Linked DNA regions of Homo sapiens: region 2 is linked to region 1. A link is a contact called in ENCODE Hi-C or POLR2A ChIA-PET data. All regions are on one chromosome and are shown on one strand. The core of a region is the stretch at or near the end of the contact, and the rest is flanking DNA. Distances in the headings are between cores, read along the strand shown. Region 1 holds the start of PI4K2A (phosphatidylinositol 4-kinase type 2 alpha). Region 2 holds the start of CUTC (cutC copper transporter).

Evidence for each region. Hi-C counts contacts between places; a loop is a spot of excess contacts on that map. ChIA-PET counts read pairs that join two places held with the same protein, here RNA polymerase II (POLR2A). Pooled maps may share reads with other maps.
Region 2: a loop to region 1 is called in a pooled map, with 19 times the contacts of the local background. The contact joins the promoter of CUTC here to the promoter of PI4K2A in region 1. A Hi-C loop is called at or near these places in 1 of 168 maps with a recorded cell type or tissue (vagina), 1 of 37 single-sample maps with no recorded cell type and 8 of 50 pooled maps. POLR2A ChIA-PET finds 5 or more read pairs at or near these places in 1 of 52 experiments (K562).

What each region holds. Positions count from the first base shown.
Region 1 is chr10:97,638,146-97,644,346 of GRCh38, forward strand. It overlaps PI4K2A (phosphatidylinositol 4-kinase type 2 alpha), which reads left to right and starts at 2,526. Exons shown (of 9, transcript NM_018425.4): 1 at 2,526-3,032. The coding sequence starts at 2,598. RefSeq lists silencers at 1,268-1,451, 2,616-2,845.
Region 2 is chr10:99,729,751-99,735,951 of GRCh38, forward strand. CUTC (cutC copper transporter) reads left to right here and starts at 2,484. Exons shown (of 9, transcript NM_015960.3): 1 at 2,484-2,659. The coding sequence starts at 2,599. COX15 (cytochrome c oxidase assembly factor COX15) reads right to left here and starts at 2,377. Exons shown (of 9, transcript NM_078470.6): 1 at 2,210-2,377. The coding sequence starts at 2,299. RefSeq lists an enhancer at 2,079-2,298.

The DNA of each region.
Region 1 (6,201 bases), core at 1,276-3,775:
TGCAGTGGCACAATCTCTGCTCACTGCAACCTCCTTCTCCCAGGTTCAAGCAATTCTCCTGCCTCAGCCTCCCAAGTAGCTGGGATTACAGGCATGTGCCACCAAGCCCGGCTAATTTTTGTATTTTTAGTAGAGACGGGGTTTCACCATGTTGCCCAGGCTGGTCTCGTTCTGTTCTACTTTCCAGGCCCTTGGTAACCCAGTTTAACTCTGCTTCCCCTCGAATCAAGAAGGTTGCTCTCTGTTCCCTATATGCCCTAGCCTTCCTCTTTTACTCAGGTAACTCCTGCTTGGTGTAACATTTTTTTCCTGTCTCCTTTTTTTCCAGCAATCTAATTACTCTTTCTTTAAGACTCAGCTCATAGCACATGACCCACTTAAAGCCTTTGCTTGATCCTTGAGCATTCTGGTTGAAAAAAAAAATTAGAAAAAAAATAAAGCCTTTGCTGAGCCTGCAGCCTGCCTCAGTTAATTGGTGAACTGTTACGGAGTTTTGAGCTCATTTTGCTTTTTTTTCTCCTACTGCCTCAGAAAGCCACATGCCTTCAGCTTGAGGGCAGGGACTCTATCTTCCTTCCCTTTCTCATGAATAATAATGTACTGAGCACCTACTGTGTCTAGACACTGAGATTTAACAGTGTGAGTAAAAGCAATGGACTCTTACCTCGTGGTAAGAACTTCTTAGGCTCATGGGACCATATTTTTCTTCAATTAACAAATAAGCATTGAGCAGCTGGGCCAGGCACAGTGTAAGATATTAATTGGCTATGTATTATTCTTTGTATCACAAGTTTGTATCTTCACAGGAACTTGAAGATAATGGGTGAGGCAGCGAGTCAGGAATAAAATGTCTTAACAATTGCCCCTGGGTTTTCCTAGGAACTCCTTAAAAAAATTAATTTTTAAAAAATAGATGGAGTCTTGCTATGTTGCCCAGGCTGGCCTTGAATTCCTATAAGGTTGAGAAGGAAAGATAGCTTAGAGCAGTCTGAGCTCTGTGTGATGTATGCACAGTCTATTGGCTCAAAGACATGAGTATGGGACTTCAGTCATGCCTTCCACACCCACACTCTGGGGCAATGGTTTCTTTCTTTCTTTCTTTCCTTTCTTTCCTTCCCTTTCTTTTCTTTATTTCTTCCTGCCCCTCTCCCTCTCCCTTTCTTTCTTTCTCTTTCTCTCTTTTTCTTTCTTTCTTGACAGAGTTTCTCACTGCAACCTCTGCCTCCTGGGTTCAAGCGATTCTCCTGCCTCAGCTTCCCGAGTAGCTGAGATTATAGGCATGTGCCACCATGCCCGGCTAATTTTGTATTTTTAGTAGAGACAGGGTTTCTTCATGTTGGTCAGGCTGGTCTTGAACTCCCGACCTCAGGTGATCCGCCTGCCTCAGCCTCCCAAAGTGCTGGGATTACAGGCGTGAGCCACTGTGCCTGGCGGGTTTTTTTCTTTTAAAAATTTTTTATTTTTTGGCTGCACTGTGGGTGGTTCACACCTGTAATCCCCCAGCACTCTGGGAGACTGAGGGAGGAGGATCGCCTGAGGCCAGGAGTTCAAGACCAGCCCAGGCAACATAGAGATAACCTAACTCTAAAAAAATAATAATAATATTTTAAAAAGAAATCTTCAGGGCTTCCTAGGAAAACCTGGAGGCAATTGTTAAGACATTTTATCCTGACTGGCTACTTCACCCATTACCTTCAAGTTCCTGCGAACTTGAAGTGTAACCTGACATTGTTACATCTACATTGGAAGTATGTTAGGTCAACTGAGATACGAATTTGGGATACAAAGTACAATGTATAGCCAATCTATAACTTGTTATTTTAATGTAAATTCTTGGTAAACAAGTTAGGAACTGCCTCTTTTCCTTTAAAAACCTACTTCCAGGCCAAGCGCAGTGGCTCACACCTGTAATCCCAGCACTTTGGGAGGTCGAGGTGGGCAGATCACTTGACCTCTGTCGTTTTTTTTTTGGAGACTGATCACTCTGTCTCAAAAAAAAAAAAAAAACAAACCCAAAAAACAAACCCCCCGCCCCAAAAAAAACGTTTCATCGAGGTAGAGCAGCAGCTTTGTTTCTTTGCTTCACTGCTGTCTCCCTAGCACTTAGAACATAGTACGTGCTCAATAAATGAATGAGTGCCTGACTGAATGAATGAGGATACATAGATGAGATTCCTCCAATCTCACAGCCGGTTCAGAGTAGGCACTCAATGAGTGACTGACAGGATAGTTGCTGTTTTGAAAGCGCCCAAGTCCAGTAAGCCAATTGGAAGCTAAGCGTGGCGCTGGTATAGTAGGGGCAGGGGGCGTGCCTGACCCAAGGTTGGGTCCTGGAGCATGCGCAGTCTTCACAGAAGGTGACGGGGAGAAAAATGCGGAGGCAGCGATTGCGTAGGAGCAGGTTCTGATTGGCTACTGTTCGCGCGCGAGGGGCCGTGCCTATTCGTAGCCAAGTAAACAGGGCAGGTTAGAGGCGGGGCCAAGGAGGCGTCGCGACCTGGTTGGCCGGCCGGGGCCTGGGGGATGTCACGGATTGGTCGCGGCCGCGAGCGCAGTGGTGTGGAGCGCGCCGGGTCCCGGAGCCGGCTGTCTGAGGGATGGACGAGACGAGCCCACTAGTGTCCCCCGAGCGGGCCCAACCCCCGGACTACACCTTCCCGTCGGGCTCGGGCGCTCACTTTCCGCAGGTGCCCGGGGGCGCGGTCCGAGTGGCGGCGGCGGCCGGCTCGGGCCCCTCTCCGCCGGGCTCGCCGGGCCACGACCGCGAGCGGCAGCCACTGTTGGATCGGGCCCGGGGCGCGGCGGCCCAGGGCCAGACCCAAACCGTGGCGGCGCAGGCCCAGGCTCTGGCCGCTCAGGCCGCGGCGGCAGCCCACGCCGCTCAGGCCCACCGCGAGCGGAACGAGTTCCCGGAGGATCCTGAGTTCGAGGCGGTGGTGCGGCAGGCCGAGCTGGCCATCGAGCGCTGCATCTTTCCCGAGCGCATCTACCAGGGCTCCAGCGGAAGCTACTTCGTCAAGGACCCTCAGGGGGTGAGTGCGGGGGTGGGGACCGCCGCCGCGGGCTGAGGGCCGGCGGCGCTCCTGGGGAGTTGGGGGCTTCGCACAGCCAGAGGGAAAAGGGAGAAACTTCACAGTACCAGCCCCTGGCAGGATTTAGGGATGCCACTGAGGACTGGAGCTGGGGACGCTCTGCGGAATGGAGAAATAAATCAGAACCTACTTGGTGGGGGAGGAGTGAGCGGAAAATGAAAAGAGGAAATTGACCAGATACGGGCCGGGGGCTCAGCGGTGTGGTGGGGCAATCCGCCGCTGGACAGAGACTGCTTTCTAGTAGGGTACTTAGCTTCACACTACTGGGACAGCTATTCGGCCGCCGACTTGCAGATTTGGGGCTTTAGGCCTGTTCTCTCTTTTTGGACCGACCGAACCAGTGTGTCGCTGTTCACGGAGGAGGATGGGTGACCTATCAGGGGATCTGAGAATTCAGTTCCAGCCTTCTATGTTGTGGGGGATGTCCCCTGCCACCGTCCCAGCTCTTATTAACAGACGTTGAAGAAAGAATGGGCGGACTCACCAGTTTCATCTGCCCTGGGTATTGCTCACTTCTGGGAAAGGGTTCAAATACTTTTTGACGACTCCAAAGTTTAGATAGAACTTGGAGTTTTAGAAACATGGGGCCATCAGCTACTTTTTCTTTCATTTCTCTCCCAGGGCTATCAACAGCCTGCTTTTCAACTAAGGCAGAGCGTTTGCCGACCTTTATTTTGTCCCCTGCCTGTATATAAAGGGGGATGGTTATAGGATGGGGCATGGAGTGACCAGGGTATCTGAGAAGTGACCTTTATCCTTTTGAGAACTGCAGAATTTAAGAAATACCAAGTCTTCCCTGTTTTCAGGGAAGTTTCAGGGAAATTTTCAGGTGTGCTGCAATGGGTCATTGGAAAGATGTATTGTTATTTAAATTATGGGTGTCAAAGTTTCCTCAGATTTTCCCTGACATCTCTCCTGTGTGAACTCTTTAGATGGCCAGGGTGCTGTTTTAATAGGAGTCCTGAGTGGCCAGGACGGGCTGTTACTTGTAGCTCTTGGTTCGGCTCATTGAATGATCTAGTTATTCACTCAGAGTTTGAGTCGTCCCTGAATTAATCAAGAATTAGAGAACAATTCTGCCATGAACTCAGTTTCTCAGTTTACATAAACTGAGTTGGGGAAAGCTTTGCGAGTAATAAGTCTTTCGAAGTTTCTTTTTCTTTTTTTTTTTCTTTTTTTTTTGAGACAGAGTCTTGCTCTGTCGCCAGGCTGGAGTGCAGTGGCGCGATCTCAGCTCACTGCAGCCTCCGCCTCCCAGGTTCAAGCAATTATCCTGCCTCAGCCTCCTGAGTGGCTGGGACTACAGGCGTGCACCACCACACCCAGCTAATTTTTGTATTTTTAGTAGAGACCATGTTGGCCAGGATGGTCTCGATCTCTTGACCTTGTGATCTGCCCACCTCGGCCTCCCAAAGCGCTGGGATTACAGGCGTGCCACCGCGCCCGGCCTCCAAGTTTCTTAAATAAAAGAGCTTGCAAGCTCAAGTGGGAACCATCATTTCTAGAAGCAAAGAAATGTGAGTGCCCTGAGGTTTAAATGTCAGCCAGAGGCTTGCTTGCTTTCTCTTTCTTCCTTCCTTCCTTCCTTCCTTCCTTCCTTCCTTCCTTCCTTCCTTTCTTTCTTTCTTTTTCTTTCTTTCTTTCTTTCTTCCTTCCTTCCTTCCTTCCTTCCTTCCTTCCTTCCTTCCTTTCTTTCCTTTCTTTCTTTCTCTTTCTTTCTTTTTCTTTCTTTCTTTCATTCATTCTCTCTTTCTCGTCTTTCTTTCTTTCAGAGAAGGTCTCACTCTGACACCCAGGCTGGAGTGCAGTGGTGCAGTCTCACTGCTCACTGCAGCCTTGACATCCAGGGCTCAAGGTCCTCCCACTCAGCTTCCGAGTAGCTGGGACTACAGGCACGCACCACCACACCCGGCTAAAAATTATTTTTCATGGAGACAAGAGTCTCGCCATGTTGCCCTGGTTGGTCTCAGACTCCTGGCTTCAAGCAGTCATCCTCTTGCCTCAGCCTCCCAAAGTGCTGGGATTACAGGTGTGACCCACCATGCCTGTCCTTTTTTTGTGGGCAGAGGGTATTTTTAGTTTGTTGGCAAATGTAAGAAGGGGCTAAGATTATCTTTGATAGGTACAGGAGAAGGAGGAATATTTTTGTTTTTCTTTCATGACACTGTTAGAGCTGCATTGGAAGTGGGTTAGGTCAGCTGAGAAGTGAGCTGGTGCTTTGACAGATGGAAGTAATACGATCTCTTAATTCTACCTGGCAGGTAAAGTACTACCATCTCAGTACATAGGCCACAGAGAAGGACAGACCATAGGTATGTTACTTGGTGATTTAGGGATTCCAGTCTCTAAAATTTCCTGGCCACTATCCTTTCTCATAGGGGAAGTCCAAACACAGATGCCCTGACAAAACTTTTTGACGTACTCATACTGCTTCCAGTGAAGAAAATGTGATTTAGAACAAAGGGCACTTTCTAAATGCTTGCGGTGGGTTAGACTGGCCCACAGACTTACTGTAGTTGGAATTGTCATCTTTGGCTCTCCTCCAAATGTATTTACTTTATTAAACAAATACTTACATAGCATTTACTATATTCCTTTAAGTGCTTTACAAATAATAACTCACTTAATCTTTATAACCACCCTTGGAGGTAGGTACTGTTATTATCCCCGCAGGTGACAACACAAGCCCATGGTATAACAAATTTTTCCAAGGTCTCACACCTAGTAAGTGGTAGAGGCAGGATTGGGCCAAGGCGGGTTGGCTGTGGAGTTCATGTTCTCACCACTATCCTTTGCTCCCTCAGAGTCAGTCATCAGAATTTCCATATTCTGGACAGGTGCGGTGGCTCACGCCTGTACTCTCAGCACTTTGGGAGGCCGAGGCAGGCGCATCACTGGAGGTCAGGAGTTCGAGACCAGCCTGGTCAACATGGTGAAACCCCATCTCTACTAAAAATACAAAAATTAGCCGAGCACTGTGGCAGGCACTTGTAATCCCAGCTACTCGGGAGGCTGAAGCAGGAGAATTGCTTGAGCCTGGGAGGTGGAGGTTGCAGTGAGCCGAGATCGTACCACTGCACTCCAGCCTGGGCGACAGAGTGAGACTCCG
Region 2 (6,201 bases), core at 1,234-3,733, 2.1 Mb after region 1:
ACAAATTACAACTGGAGAAACAGGGAATGGCTGCTACCCACACTCAACCCCATTCTGATTAGCGCGAAGTACCATAGCATCCCCACAGCCATGTCTTGTTAAGTCATCATCTCTTATCTGGATTACTGCATCAGCCTTCCAACTGGTTTTCCAATTGGTTTTCAAATCTAGCCTCACTCAAACCTATCCCCAACTACATGAATCTTCTCATCTCTGAATACTTCCCTCAGACTTCACTCTACTTACAGATATGGAATATTTTCTTTCACCTCTAGGTCTTTCAACATTTCTCTCTGGCTTGTACACTTCCTTTCCCCTGATTAATAATACCTACTGCAGATCTCCGCTTACATGTCACCTCCTCTGGGATGTATTCCCAGGCTCTTCAAGGTCTGCAATAGGTCACTCCCACAGCACACTGGAAAGCCCTTAATACACTGTAATGTACAGTCAAGCATCACTTAACAACAGGGGCACATGTTCTGTGAAATGCATTCTTAAGCAATTTCATCATTGTGTGAACCTCATAGAATGTACTTACACAAATCTAAAGGCTGGGTGTAGTGATTCACACCTGTAATCCCAGCACTTTGGGAGGCAGAGGCAGGGAGATCACTTGGGTCAGGAATTCAAGACCAGCCTGGCCAAAATGGTGAAACCCCATCTTTACCAAAAATACAAAAATTAGCTGGGCATGGTGGTGTATGCTTGTAATCCCAGCTATTTGAGAGGCTGAGGTGGCAGGATCACTTGAACCTGGGAGGCAGAGGTTGCAGTGAGCCAAGGTCTCACCACTGCACTCCAGCCTAGGCGATGAAGTGAGACTCCATCTCTCAAAAAAAAAAGTACTTACAGAAATCTAGATGGTATCGCCTACTACACCCCTGAGCTATATGGTATGACTTATTGCTCTTAGGCTATAAATCTGTATGGCATATTATGTACCGAATACTGTAACACAATGGTATTTGTTTATCTAAACATAGAAAAATTACAGTAAAAATATGGTATAAAAGATTTAAAAATGGGGCCAGGTGCAACGGCTCAAGCCTATAATCCCAAGGCTTTGGGAGGCCAAGGTGAGAGGATCACTTGAGGCCAGTAGTTCGAGACCAGCCTGGGCAATGTAGCGAGACCCCCTATCTCTATTTTTTCAAAAATTAGGCACAGTGGCACACACTTGTAGTCTTAGCTACTTAAGTGACTGAGGTAAGAGGATGCTTGAGGCCAGGATTTCCAAGCTGGAGGCTGCAGTGAGTTATAATCATGCCACAGCACTCCAGCCTGGGTGACAAAGTAAAACGCTGTCTCTAAAAAAGAAATTTAGAGAAAAAGATTTTTTTTTAAAAAAAAGGTACACTTGGAAAGGCAGCTCCATTATAATCTTATGGGACCATGACTGTATCTGTGGCCTGTTGTTGACCAAAATGTTGTTATGCAGCACATCACTCTACCTTCAGGTTCATCTGTTTGTATCTCCCACTAAACTATGAGCTTTGGGGTGGCAGTGTCCGGTCAGTCTTGCTCTCTCCCTTCTGCTAGCTTTGTTTCTAACACTGTTCCTTTATATAATGAGACCATGATAAGGATTTCGCAAATGAATAAACTGACTTCCTCCAGGGCAGGAGTCTTGTAATATTTATCTTTCTTTTTCCAGTTCCTAATATATAATAACCACTCAATAATTACTAGTTAAGCAAATGCATGCCCTCTTCTTACTATATCCCTGTGAGTCCAAAGATCCATGCTCGGTTTCCTATTTCTGATTAACTGAGTCACCTTTAGAAAAGTAACTTTAAGCCTCAATTTCCTTCTCTGTAGGATGCAGTAATACTTCCTCATCTGACTACTTGGAACTTTTTAAGCAAAAATAAACTATATGGGTAAAAATTACTCAGCTTTTACCATGTGCTAAAGGCCTGATGTATATTAAAGAATGTAATCCTCATAACAAACCTTAAAGTAGGTATTGTTATCCCCATTTTACAGATAAGGAAACTGAAGAACAGAAAGTTTAATTAACTTGGCCAATACCACACAGCAGGTCAATGTTCCAGATCTGAACCTAGGGGCTCTGATCTGAACCTATGCGTTGTGAGTGCACTGTAAGGAGCTCCGGAAACGTGATGTGGGGCTCTACATTATCTTTATCCCGGCCCTTTCACTCCATCCCCGCTCCCGCGACTCGGAGTCCGCTGCAGTGCGGTACCTGTGCTCTAGGCGCTGCCCTAGGAGCCAGGAGCGGCAGATACTGCCTCCCCTTCAAGGCCCTCAACGGCGGAAAGAGCAATCGCTGCATACTGATGACAGGGAACAGCCACCTCTTCCACAACCCAGGGCTCTGTGGTCTCCCTCCTCCGCCAAGGAAAAGAGAAGCACTTCCGGGTCGGGCAGCGGGAGCCCCGCCTTCTCTGGGGACCGGAGCGAACAGAAGTGCGCCTGCGTTGCGACTCCGCTTTCGCGGGGGCTGCTGGGGCGTAGGTGTCGGGGACGCGCGCACGGGCGCGCGCAGCTGTTGACGCGCTTCTTAGCTGGTGCGCGCCGGAGCCCAAATTCCAAGTGGAAACTGCAGGCGCACGAGGGAGGAACGCGTGGAGCATGAAAAGGCAGGGGGCCTCCTCTGAGCGAAAACGAGCGCGGATACCGTCCGGGAAGGCCGGTGCGGAAGGTGGCGGGGGAGGGGACGGTCGGCCGAAGGCTCCCCGGGGCGGGCCGGCGGGAGTCGTAGTCAGTGGTGATTTCTTCTGGAGTCGTTTCCTCAGCTCCTTCCAGCCCCTTGGGCGGCACCTTCTATCTTTGAGGCGTTAAAGGTGTGGAAACGGAGGGCGTGACGAGGGGCAGGTAGCGAGAATGGCTCAGCTGTGGAGCCAAGGTTCGAGTCCCGGGGTCCCCTCATAACGGCCCTGCGACCTTGTGCAAGTTGGTTAACTTCAGCTTCACGTTTTTTCCGTCGCCACACGAGGATGCCAGTACCGCCCGCACCAGCAGCCAGTACTCCGCTGGGATAGTTAATTGTCGAGCGCGGAGCCCAGTTCCTAACCTGCAGTTACCTGTAGCTGCCACGGCGGGGACGGGGCTTGGTCCCCAAAGTCACGCAGCTACCAAGTGGCCGAGCTTGTGGCTGCTCCAAGACCCGAGTTCTTCCTGAGTGCCAGGGTAGCATGGCATGGCAGGTGCCAGAGAATTTGGCAAGTCCCTCTTCCTCCGTGAAGAGGAACCTTCCTAAAAGTTATCAAGAATCCTCAAAGATTTTTTCTTTATGTGGATTACATCTATCTATTTTGACTGTATTAGAAATTAAAACAAATTTTTTTTTGGGAGGCCGAGGGGGACAGATCATCTGAGCTCAGGAGTTCGAGACCAGCCTGGCCAGCATGGTGAAACCCCGTCTCTACTAAAAATACAAAAATTAGCTGGGCATGGTGGCAGGCGCCTGTAATACCAGTTACTCGGGAGGCTGAGGCAGGAGAATCACTTGAACCCGGGAGGCGGAGGTTGCAGTAAGCCGAGATCGCGCCACTGCACTCCACCCTGGGCGACAGAGCGAGACTCCGTCTCAAAAAAATAAAAATAAAATTAAAACAAAATTTTAAAATATTGATTAGAAAATAACCATAGTAAACCCATTACATATTGACATAATATTTTTTTGAAAAAGAAATATTCCTAAACAACAACAACAAAAAAAGCAAAAGAGTGGAAATATATTTTTGCAAGTTTCTTCAGTATATCTTAATGGAAGACAGCTGGATTCTCATGCCCGCTGCTTCATTCAGTCTAACATGTCAAGTAGCCTCTTGAAAACGCCTCTTCACGGAGGTTGCAGTAAGCCGAGATCGCGCCAATGCACTCCATCTTGGGTGACAGAGTGAGACTCTGCCTCAAAAAAGAAAACGCCTCTCACTTGTGAGAGAATTAAAGTGAAAAAGTCAAATAAAGTGTTAGAATTATTAAGAAAACGGTTGTAGCCCTGCAGACTCTGAAAAGTCTCAGAGGCTCCCAAAGCTCTCTGGACTACTACACTTTGAGAACTGCTGCTGCTTCTCCTTTGATCCTATAACTTTGTTGCTTGGGACAACTGCCTTGCTCTGCCTTCTGTCATAGCCTTTTTTATACATCTCTCCATCTTCTCCTGCCTAGGGTCCTTTCTTGTGTGAGGCAAATAGTCCCCCGGCAGCATCAGCATCGGCCAGTGCCACTGATCTGACAGCTGGTCTGGTAGCTACCAGGAAACTCATGGAGTTAATAATGCAGAGCTGTTGGTTAAGAGCATAGATTGACACTTAACCCTTTCACAGTTTGGGACTGATAGTATTTTTTTTTTTTTTTTTTTTTTGAGACGGAGTCTGGCTCTTGTCGCCCAGGCTGGAGTGCAGTGGCCTGATCTCAGCTCACTGCAACCTCCACCTCCCAGGTTCAAGCAATTCTCCTGCCTCAGCCTCCTGAATAGCTGGGATTACAGGCGCCCGCCACCACGCCCGGCTAATTTATATACTTTTAGTAGAGATGGGGTTTCGCCATGTTGGCCAGGCTGGTCTCAAAATCCTGACCTCAGATCCGCCCACCTTGGCCTCCCAAAGTACTGGGATTACAGGCGTGAGCCACCGCGCCGGACAGGGACTGATAGTCTTAAATAAGTAAGGCAATTGCAGTTTGATGTTAGCAGATGATAGGTTTTTGTTTTATTTGTTTTTCAAAGTAAAAATTGCTTTTTTAAATTATAAAAGCAATATTGGGTAGAAAAAATAAAGCAATAAAGAAAAGTAAAAAGAAGAAAATAAAAATAATTTCAAATCACACCCCACCAGAAGTGACCATTACCAGTATGTGAGGAACATTCTAGTAAGTGTCATTACATGAAGTGTGCATTGTTTCGTTCATTTTTTTAAATTATGTGCTCCCGGAAAAAAACTCAAAACTCTGTTTACATCACACTTTGTAATATAAATACATTAATTTTGTTGTAATTATTCAGCTTTTAGTAAATATTTGATTATTGTGTACCATGGTAGATACTGTGCTTGGTGTGGGTGATGATAAAGATTTCTCACATAAAGACCTTACTTAGGAGGCCAGACGTGGTGGCTCATGCCTATAATCCCAGCACTTTGGGAGGCCGAGGCTGGCAGATCGCTTGAGTGCAGGAGTTTGAGACCAGCATGGGCAACATGGCGAAACCCCATCTCTACAAAAAATACAAAATTAACCAGGTGTTGTGGCACATACCTGTAGTCCCAGCTACTGAGGAGGCTGAGGCACAAGAATTGCTTGAGCCTGGGAGGCGGAGGTTGCAGTGAGCCGAGATCATGCCACTGCACTCTAGCCTGGGCGACAGAGCAAGACTCTGTATCAAAAAAAAAAAAAAAAAAAAAAAAACAAACTTAGGAACTCTAAGTCAAGTAGAAGTGATCAGATATTTATCTGCATAAATAATAAAAGGTAGAAAGTAATTCATATTTTAAGAAGGAACAATTGGGGTTTCATAACTCATGAAGAGTTAAATGAGTTCAAAAGAGGGACATAAAATTTTCTACTTTGGGAGACAGAAAAAATCATGGAAATGTTCCTTGAAAAATTTTATTCAGAGATGAAGCCAGAAGGAACTCTGGGTTGAGGAGAAGGCATTGGGGAGCCAGCGGTAGGGACTGGAGAGATCTGGAAGCATAAGAAGGAATGAGACAGAGTATCACTCTGTCACCCAGGCTGGAGTGCAGTAGCACAATCTTGGCTCACTGCAACCTCCACCTCCTGGGTTCAAGCGATTCTCATGCCTCAGCCTCCCAAGTAGCTGGGATTACAGGCGCATGCCACGATGCCTGGCTAATTTTTGTATTTTTAGTAGAGACAGGGTTTTACCATGTTGGCCAGGCTGATCTCCAATTCCTGACCTCATGTGATCCACCCACCTCGGCCTCCCAAAGTGCTGGGATTACAGGCATGAGCCATCACACCCGGCCAGATAACTAATACTTTTTGATTCTTGAGACTATATACTTTACATGAATTATCTAATTTAATCCTCACTACTCTGAGGTACATACTAAAATCTACCTTGTTTTATAGAAAACTTAAGTAACTAATCTAGGATCTCACACTAAATAGTTGGTGGGACATGGATTTGAAGTCTGTCCTGCTTTTAAACCTATATTCCTTATAAAGAAGTTTAAATATATTCTGCAGGCATTGAGAAGCATTGTAAGA